Regions from separate parts of the Homo sapiens genome. Here region 1 is linked to region 2. The links are chromatin contacts, found by Hi-C in ENCODE. All regions are on one chromosome and are shown on one strand. Each heading gives the region's core, a stretch centred on a gene start or an enhancer-like site at or near the end of the contact. The rest is flanking DNA. Distances are from core to core; before and after follow the strand shown. Region 1 holds the start of BTG3 (BTG anti-proliferation factor 3). Region 2 has its middle 110 kb from the start of SAMSN1-AS1.

Evidence for each region. Hi-C counts contacts between places; a loop is a spot of excess contacts on that map. Pooled maps may share reads with other maps.
Region 1: a map with no recorded cell type shows a loop between it and region 2 (7-fold over the local background). The contact joins the promoter of BTG3 here to the enhancer-like site in region 2. A Hi-C loop is called at or near these places in 1 of 168 maps with a recorded cell type or tissue (naive thymus-derived CD4-positive, alpha-beta T cell), 1 of 37 single-sample maps with no recorded cell type and 7 of 50 pooled maps.

Annotation. Positions count from the first base shown.
Region 1 is chr21:17,610,628-17,615,608 of GRCh38, reverse strand. It overlaps BTG3 (BTG anti-proliferation factor 3), which reads left to right and starts at 2,708. Exons shown (of 5, transcript NM_006806.5): 1 at 2,708-2,910. It overlaps BTG3-AS1 (BTG3 antisense RNA 1), which reads right to left and starts at 3,923. Exons shown (of 1, transcript NR_149073.1): 1 at 1,495-3,923. It also overlaps a transcript of CXADR not described here.
Region 2 is chr21:14,685,232-14,689,641 of GRCh38, reverse strand. No RefSeq gene overlaps it. Among named protein-coding and RNA genes, the nearest start is that of SAMSN1-AS1, 110 kb to the right of the region's middle. RefSeq lists enhancers at 2,741-2,840, 2,861-2,910. Within about 2 kb of position 2,746, at least 7 of the 41 ENCODE cell types and tissues checked have a DNase peak (open chromatin) inside an H3K27ac peak, as active enhancers do.

The DNA of each region.
Region 1 (4,981 bases), core at 1,459-3,958, 2.9 Mb before region 2:
AGTGGTACAGTACAATAAGATATTTTGAGAGAGAGCGAGCATACATTCACATAACTTTTATTACAGTGTACTATAATAATTGTTCTGTTATTATAATTATTGTTAATCTCTTACTGTTCCTAATTTATAAATTATACATAGGGTTTGGTACCATGTGCAGTTTCAGACATCCACTGGGGATCCTGGAACATATCCTACCGTGGATAAGGGGGAACTACTGTAATTATTTACATCAGCTCTGCTCCTGTCTTATTCCAGGATGCTATAACAGAATACTATAGACTGTGTGGCTTAAACAACAGAAATTTCTCACAGTTTGGAGGTAGGGAAGTTAAAGATCAAGGTACCAGCAGATCCAGTGTCTGGTGAAGGTATGCTTTCTGGTTTGCTGTCTTCTCCCTATATCCTCACTTGGCAAGAGAGCAGACAGAGTGATCATCTCTCTCATGTTTCCACTTACAAGGGCACTAATTCCATTCATGAAGGTTCCACCCTCATGACCTAAGTGTCTCCCAAAGGCCCCACCTCCAAATACCATCACATTGGGGATTTAGTCTCCAACATACGAATATTGCGAGGGACACAAACATTTAGTTTATAGCAGCTCTCCTCTTTCAGTCCCATAAAGAGGAGGGCTCTGCCTTGCCATACCAATTCATTTGTGATTTTGTGATTCCAACTCACAAGGAAAGAGAGCTGGGGCAAAGCATCTGAAGCACACAAGAGTAGGGCAAGTTTTGAAAGAGACATAAAAACAAATACTGTGTGTGCAAGGGAAGTGGATGAGAGAAAAAGTGTTTAAGAGACATTGTTTGCTATGTGTCTATTTCACAGTGTTCAGCTATGAGAATTTTTTTTTCTTTTTTTAGACAGAGTCTTGCTCTGTCACCCAGGCTGGAGTGCCATGATGTTATCATAGCTCACTGCAGCCTCAATTTCCTGGGCTCAGGTGATCCTCTCACCCCAGCCTTCAGAGTATCTGAGACTACAGCTGCATGCAACCACACCTGGCTAATTTGTGTATTTTTTGTAGAGATTGGGTTTCATGATGTTGGCCAGGTTGGTCTTGAACTCCTGGAGTCAAATGATCCTCTCTCCTTGACCTCCCAAAGTACTGGATTACAGGCATGAGCTACAGTGCCCAGCCTGAGAATTTTTTAAAAGTCATTTTGAAATTGGGTTTCAGGTTCTTGCCTGTATTTTTTGAATATGGTACTGCTCTAAGACTGGAAAATGTGGACCACAGATTTATAAATACTACACAAAATACTAATCCTAAACTATAGAAATTTCTGGACAAATTTTGAGTAATGTGGGTGGTTACCTAGCTATTTTATGAAACTGCAGAATTAAAGGCCTTTATCTGTAAAAATAACCTCATCAGATTGTTATGATTTTAAAATAAAAACACCTTCACACCTCCTAGAAGACTCCAAGGTGTAAATATCCTCTTTAAATGTACCAGTAAGTAGACTAAGTCCTAGAAGAGTATAATTTTTTTTTTTTACAAATAAAGTTTATTGTACTGTTTGGGGGATGGTATATTTATTACTGCTAAAAAAATTACCATTTTGAATTGCTAATTGGCTATAACAAAGATCAGTAATACAAATTTAAAACATTCATAAAACTGAGCTGAAAACATGCTCCCAAGCCTAGTGGGCAGTAAGGAATCTGGCCAATATACTGTACAACTTGAACATTCAGTTCTTAAGTAGTTTACAACATGGTTTAGCCCTCTTTTAATAATAATAATAAAAAGGTAGGAATATCTTGTATTCCTCCCGCTAGTTGGATGTATTAAAGTGCTTTCACAAAACTAAGACCATGGTGTTAACTCAATATAAAAGGTTGAAAAGATGTTCCTTCTTTTCTTCAGAAAGTTAATGTTCCCTCTCCATATTTGTATTTGCTCAAAGATGAAGCTTTGCATCTGGGAAGTCCTTGAGTAGAGTGTCTCAGAAATAGAAAGCCTGGACTCTCAAGGCTTCATTCCTTTGGCCAACATCTTTGGAGCCTCTCCTTTATGCAAAACACAGTGGCCGGTGCCAGGGCAGCACACAAGCGTCCACAGGAGGCAGGCCCTGCTGTGAGGGGCCAGGGAAGGGCCCAACTAGGAGTGCCAACAACCGCCTAAAATACAGCAGGGCGGCTGCACGGTTAACGTGCGTGTAATTGACTACAGCAAGAAGGATGAGGATCTGTCCATAAATGCCAAGTTCCCCTTCCCGTCGAGTCCGTGTCCCCCATGAAGCCCCGGGTCTAGAGAGCTGGGTCTAGAACTCGCCATTCCGCCCTGAGGGTGTCAAGTGCAGCGTGGAGAGACCTGAGGGGGAAACAAAAAGGCCGAGACAGCCGAAAGGACCAAGCCCGCGCGACCCCCGAAGGCGCTGACGCACGTAGGGCGGCCGGGCGGGGGTCCCACAGGCCTTCAGCGCCGCTTTTTGCCGGGGAGGGAAGCCCGCGGTTCTGCGGACCGCGCCGTCGCGGTCGAGGGTCTGCGCCAGGCTCAGGGTAGGGCGAGGGTGTGTCGCCTCCCGTGCGGCTAGGCCCGGGGCTCGGGGGTGGCCTCGCGGCGAAGCCCCGCCCCCGGCACCGCCCCTCAGGCGCGCGAGCCGATCCCGCGCGCGCCAACCCTTTCCCGGGTCATCGCCCCTCCCCTCTTCCGGGCCGCGAGCCCCCTGCGCGCCGCTTTGGGGCTGCGCTCACTCGTGTGCGCGCTCGTCCGCCCGCCAGTCCTCTCAACGCGCGCTTGGCCGCCCGACGACGCGGGAGCCGCACGCGCCGGACGAGGCTCGCTGCGCTCCCTGTTGCCCAGCGCGGGCCCGTTGAGGCGGAGCCCTCAGTTCCCGGCCAGGACACGGTCTGGGCCGCCGAATCTCCGGCCGAAGAGCGGCGGCGGCAGCGGCGGTGAGGAGACCGGGCCGGGGAAAGGCAGACATGGCGGGGCTGTGGGTATCGGGGGAGGGTGGTCCCGTCGCCCCTGCGGCCACGTCGAAGGCTCGCTGGCGGGCGGCGCACCGGGGACAGGGGAGGGGCAGGGGATGGAACCAGGTTGCATGGGCTCCGGCTCGGCGCCAGAGCGGGGCTGCGGGCCGCGAGGGCGGCCCGCGAGGCTTTCCGCGGGACCCTCGGCGGGCGCCTGAGGAAAAAGACGCCGCCTCAGGGCTCCTGCCACGTTTCCCACAGCGCGTTACATTCCGCCTCCGGGTGGGCGACAACCCCGCGGCTTCCCACCCTCTGTCCACCCCCTTCGCGTCGGTGTTTTTTCTGGAGCTCCGCTTGTTTGCTGGAGAGTCGCGCCTCCGGGAAGCCGGGTCCTCGAACCCAGGGCCGCCCGCCGGGGACAGCGGACCCGCGGGGCAGGCGCACCCTGGCGAGGATGTTGTCGGGGAGGCTGGGCATTGGGCGCCAGGGCCCTTCCCCTTGAACTTGGGGAAAACCGGGATTGCAGAAGTTGGGCGCAGCTCAAGGCGGTTCTTTCAAGAGCGGGTGGAGATGTTTGATCCCTCCTCACCTACCTCTCTCAAAACCCCAGCGGGAGAGCCTAGCAGCAGGTTTCGATGGCTTCAGAAAGTCCAACTCTTAGCCCCTTGGAAAATTATTTCCCCTCTTCATGGCTTTGTGGCGCCGCTGAGGTCGGGCCGGGGCTCCTCACCCCACGGGCCAGTCTTCTCGCGCCCTCCACCTTGGGAACGTCTATCAGGAGAAAAATGTGTTCCTAGAAACGTTTGCGATTAGCTTTTCGTTACAAGGGAGGGAAAAGTACAAAAGTTATAAACTCCTGCGAGGCCGAGCTTGATTCTGGATTCCCTTTGGGTTTTATCCACGCAGCCGTGAGCAGAGGAGCCTTGTGGAACAAAGTAGAACTTGAGGAGCAGCCGCCGCGGTGACGAGGTCCCAGGATGACGTCACCGTGCGATATTTAAAATGGGAGCCTTTTGCTCTGAGTGTGGGTGGAGGACGCCTACTTACTCAAGACGCCTGAGGTCTTCTTGGCCCTGCTTGCCTCTGGTGGTTCTTGCCCTGACTGTAACTCTCCCTCTTTCACCTTTTGGTACTCCTAGAATACTGGTGGGAGTGGGCTTATTTTTCAGCTGTTCGAGCTATCATTTCTTCAAACGGGGAAAACAAAAGTCCAAATGAGTCATCTTGTGTTACAACCAAAAGCAACCACTAAGTGGTTCTTTCCTTCTTTTCTATTTTTTTATATGAAGCAGAGCAAACAGAAACAAATCCAGAACTCAGATATGTGGCACATAGTTGGCAAATGTAATGAATGAGGAGAAAGATCTAGTTAAAAGATTCAGTACATTTCTTTAGTGTGGTTCCTTGTTTGCTTTGCTGGAGTGGAGGCTAATGTAGTTCCATCAGCAAAACTTTCTTCCCAACCCGTATATTAAATTGCCTTGGGTTTTCTTTTCCATCGTATCGTGGTGGAATATAAACGTAGCTTTACAAAGTGGAAATGGCTTACATTTTTCAGGAGGAGGCTGCACAGCAGTCGTGGTGGGCTGGGGTTATGTATACGTGTACACTCGTGTGTGGACCCATGCCCGGTGCCTGCTAGCTGGCTGTAGAAGGTGAATTTCTCATTCTAGGGTTCTGGGAGGAAGATTTGTGTGCCTTCCCCTCCATCAGGCTATCTGCGGCTGCCAGCACACCTCTCAGATAACTGTGTAGAATTTATTTCACAGTGAGGTTCCTTGTTTGAATTTGCACTTGGAATAAAGGAGTCATATTCTGAAGAGAGACTGAAAGAGCAGTTTGAGAAAAGAAAGCTAACAATCAGCTTTATTTTTTTGGAAATGTGGGAACACAAACTACTGCTAGGTTAGTTGTTTTTATGCTAAACATAGCAGAGGCTGTATGTTTTTAATACGTAATTGGCTCCCAAAAAGGTGATGTTGCTTACTAAAGGCAGCATCTTAATAACTCCAGGTTACAGCAGCCAGATGAATGAGCTCACTGAGTAGAGACA
Region 2 (4,410 bases), core at 1,497-3,996:
GGAGGGACCTGGTGGGAGGTAATTGAATCATGGGGTGGGTTTTTCTCATGCTGCTCTTGTGGTAGTGAATAAGTCTCAGGAGATCAAATTTATAAAGGGCAGTTCCCCTGCACACCCTCTCTTGCCTGCTGCCATGTCAGATAAGCCTTTGTTCTTCCTTCGCCTTCTGCCATAATTGTGAGGCCTCCCCAGCCATGTGGAACTGTGAGTCCATTAAACCCCTTTCATTTATAAATTACCCAGTCTCAGGTATGACTTTACTAGCAACATGAGAACGGACTAATACACCATGCTACTTTGATTTTCACTCAAGCCTGGGCAGACTGTATTACTTTGTTCTCCGATTATTTTTTTCCATTTTCTATTTGTTCAGGTTTCTATAATATCTCAAGTCTTAAAATATTTCCCTTGAAATAGCAATAAGAGTGGTCTCTTTCAGCACACAGTGAATCTATTCAAGTGTGCCAGGTCACGCTTTGGAAAGTGTAGAGGGTGTAAGGAAAGTAGTAAATCCACAAATTCCTTTGCGTCCATCCACTCAACAGATACTTGACTCTGTACTTACATTCATGTTAGGTTCTTTCTTATTTAACTTGTCAGTGGCCAGTGTGTCTGTTACTTTGTTTATAGCATAGCCTTCTAGAGCTATCACTTTTCTATAGATTAATTTACACTTTCTAACTCCTACTATAGTTCTATGTACCCAGTCTCCCTCAATTACTTTTTGATGATAATTAAACCACCAAACGTATTTTCTTTAATATTTCCAAAGGAGGAAAATTGTAAATAATGACATTTTCCACATAAGCCAGAGACTTGAGTGTCAGCCATAATCTTGTCACTTGTTATGAGAGCCAAATCTACTAACAAAAAAGCCCCCAGAGGTGAGCACTGGAACCCCGTAGACCTTTGAATATGGAGAATTCGGGCCTAAATGTGTATCTGTGGGCATGTGAAACATCACTTGTTTTCAGAATGTCTCATACTGACTCCAGACAACCTTCTGGTGGAAACCTGTCCTCAAAGGCTAGTATCAGTCATATAATTGCTCCGCAGTCACCTTGCCTCTCATGATGTGAGCCCTACTCTGAGATCATTGTCCTAATTTATAGTATTTGAAAACAAGCAAAAGGATAGACTTGAAGATATATTGACTAAGTCTCTAGTCCAGGAGGTCAAAAATCTTCCATTGTGCTGAAAATGTCAAATTTAGCCCTTCAACATTTCTCTAAACAGCTCTCTGCAATTAAGCCTCACTAACAAAAATAACCAAATATTGAGAAAGAGTTGACAGAATTAAGTTTTGCATGAGGAGAATACTACTCTTACATTTCATTAGAATTCTGGCTAGAAAAAAACATGGTGCTGATGGGATCCCTGAGGCGTGTGAGTTAGAGAGCACCTATAACATAGCTTTGTGAGGCATGTGTAGGTGGGGGAAATTTTGGTTCAAATTCTAAAGGTGACAAATTGATATGAGCTTATTATTTATATTTCCAATTTGAGCATTATGTAAGACTGCCTCCCTCAGAATCAAGAGCACCTTGTTAAAAATGCCCCACAGGCCTGCTGGGCCATTCTCCTCTAGGGGTTGTATTGAGGGAATCCACCTTTTTTTAACAAGCTCTGCCAAGTGATTCTCATGTTCAGTAAAGTTTGAGGGCCGCTGATATACACTAAAATAGGAAATCAGAAATATTCACTGAATGCTGTGCACTGGGCTAGGTGCTGAAATACAAGAGTAAACAGACTCACTTCAAGAATTCCCAAAGGCAAATCATAACCCCATTCCTACAGTTATGCATTCCTACAGAGTGCACGCAAACTCTAAAGCTTGAGGACTGAGTTTTCAAGTAGGTTACTTTTAGTTTCTGTAAATGGAAATGCATTTTCTTATCAATTAAGCTAAAAAATAGTCAAATTTATTTAAGGCATTCATAAACTGTTCTCTTAGCTGATGAAAAAATTGTGCAAAGTTATTTGCTTAAGCCAGTCTGAGAAGTTCTGGCAGAACTGGTAGAGAAAGTTATATTTTGGGGCCCCATCTTCTTTCTTTGCCTGTTACATCTCCATGGTGTTTCATCAAGGAACCCCTGGACTCCTGGCCTTTCTTCTGCTTTCCTGTCATAACCACTCTAATGACATGAGTATAATGGAGAGAGCTAAGCTGATAGTCACAAGAAATGGGTTTGTGACTCACACTAAATATGTGGTGTGGCTTTCAGCAAATTCTTTAAACTCTTTCAGTTCCTTTATTTGCAAAAATAAAGGGTAAGGTTATAGGAGCCCTGATATTCTTCCTGGTCCTCTTTCCTCAGTTCTGGGTTGCAGGCAGGAATGATAACTATCCCCCTAGTATCATTGTTGGCTTCACCCAGGGGGAAGAGTGGATGTGTTTAAGGCTTATGCTGGGCATTCCATAACCGTTTCTTTATTCACTATGAAGAAACAATTTACTCAACACTTCACTTTACCTGCCCAAAGTGGAGCTATTTATTTATTTTGCAAGCACATACAGGGCCTTGTGATGCTCCAGGAACTGATCTAAGAGCTTTGCTTAGAGTTGACAGTAACTATTCATTTTTATAACAAGCCTGGGAGGAACTATTATTGTCCCCATTAGACAGATGGAAGAATGCAAAGCACACAGTCTGCTCATGGTCACGGACACCGGAAACCAGACAGTCTGGCTCCCATAGTCTGCGTTCTCAACCATTGTTCTGTGGTCTGTGCTGAAGGTCAGAGGACAGGGAATGGAGTGGAATGTGGGCAAGTCCACTACATTCTTTGCCAAGGACTCTGCATAAATTTGGTGTGGCAGAAGAGATCACAATAACTCTGAAAACATTTAAAATAATAAATGATAATGTACACGAATTCCAGCCATTGGGTACTGCTTTGGAAGACATATCAGTCTGGGGTCACACAAAAACCAGAGTGAGAACATTGAGAATGTGAAAATGAAAGTTGCAACACTTCTTAAACACCTTCTTTCGCACGTCTGTCTATAACCCTTCTCACAGGTTGCTTCTGCTCTAGTTCCAGCTCAGCTGAAATCCATCCTACCTGCAGCCTCAGATGCTAACTTTATCTTCTCTGTCTTAATTATTTAGATCCATATACGTTTACTTTTTGTAGTTTTAATAAAATCCCCTTTACAAGGTCTAAGAGATTACAAATGTAATGTGTGGTTGGGATAAATGTTGTTATAGAAATCATCACTAAGTCTCGTTTCTCATCTGGCGTCCCTCATTCCGGGGCCTGGAACCTTGATTGTGACAGTCAGGTTTTCTTTTAACTAAAGATTTTATAAGACCACAAACAACAAAATGGTTAATTAAGAATAATTATGTCACACCTGTAATCTCAGCACATTGGGAGGCTGAGGTGGGCAGATCACAAGGTCAGGAAATCGAGACCATCCTGGCCAACATGGTGAAACCCTATCTCTACTAAAAATACAAAAATTAGCTGAGTGTGGTGGTGCATGCCTGTAATCCCAGCTACTCAGGAGGCTGAGGCACAAGAATCGCTTGAACCCAGGAGGCGGAGGTTGCAGTGAGCCGAGATCACACCACTGCACTCTCAGCATGGTGACAGAGCGAGACCCCGTCTCAAAAAACAAAAAAACGAAGCATAATTATGGATTGGGAACAACTGTATCTGCAACTCAATATATAGTAAAATCCAGCATAATTATTTACTATAAATGGAATGATAGGTATTTCTAATATTAATTTCCAATTTTGCCTTGTGAGTAAATGGTTATACATAGCCAATTGGAACTAAGAAAAGAATTCTATTCAGGGTTGGTTTCAATTGCTAAATTTTTCTACTGCTAAAATTCTGCTGAATTTCTTAAGTAACATGTGATTGCACCCTGGGATGTCACTTCCTTATTTCAAGTTCCTTTTGCTATAAGCAGACAGTTAGTTCTCAGCTTTTGCTCAAGTAATTTGTCAGTGCATAATGTAACTAAAAACTTTCTATCATTTCGATTTTTAAAGGGGTTCACTCTCAGCAACACGCCTCTACCAAATGCCTGCTATTAATTAGTTATTGCCCTGGGGATGGTTTTCATGAGTGAAATATGGCCCTGAAGTTTTCTGTTTCCATCAAAAGTCTCTGTCTTCTTGCTCAGCTGACTTTATGCTCTTTGCCTCATCAAAGTTTGACTGAGCACTTACTAAGTGTTAGATACTGCTGGACTCTGAGATTACCAACAAGAATAAAATACAACTTCTTTTTTCTGGTAGCCCACTCTTCAAAGTGGGCCAGCTGCATACACACCTACAATATTATTTGAAAATTGTCATGATAGAGATATGCCCAGGTACCACAGCAAACTAAGATAAAGCTATCAACTGCATATTAGCATAGTGGAGGCTGAGAAACTTTCACAGAAAAAGT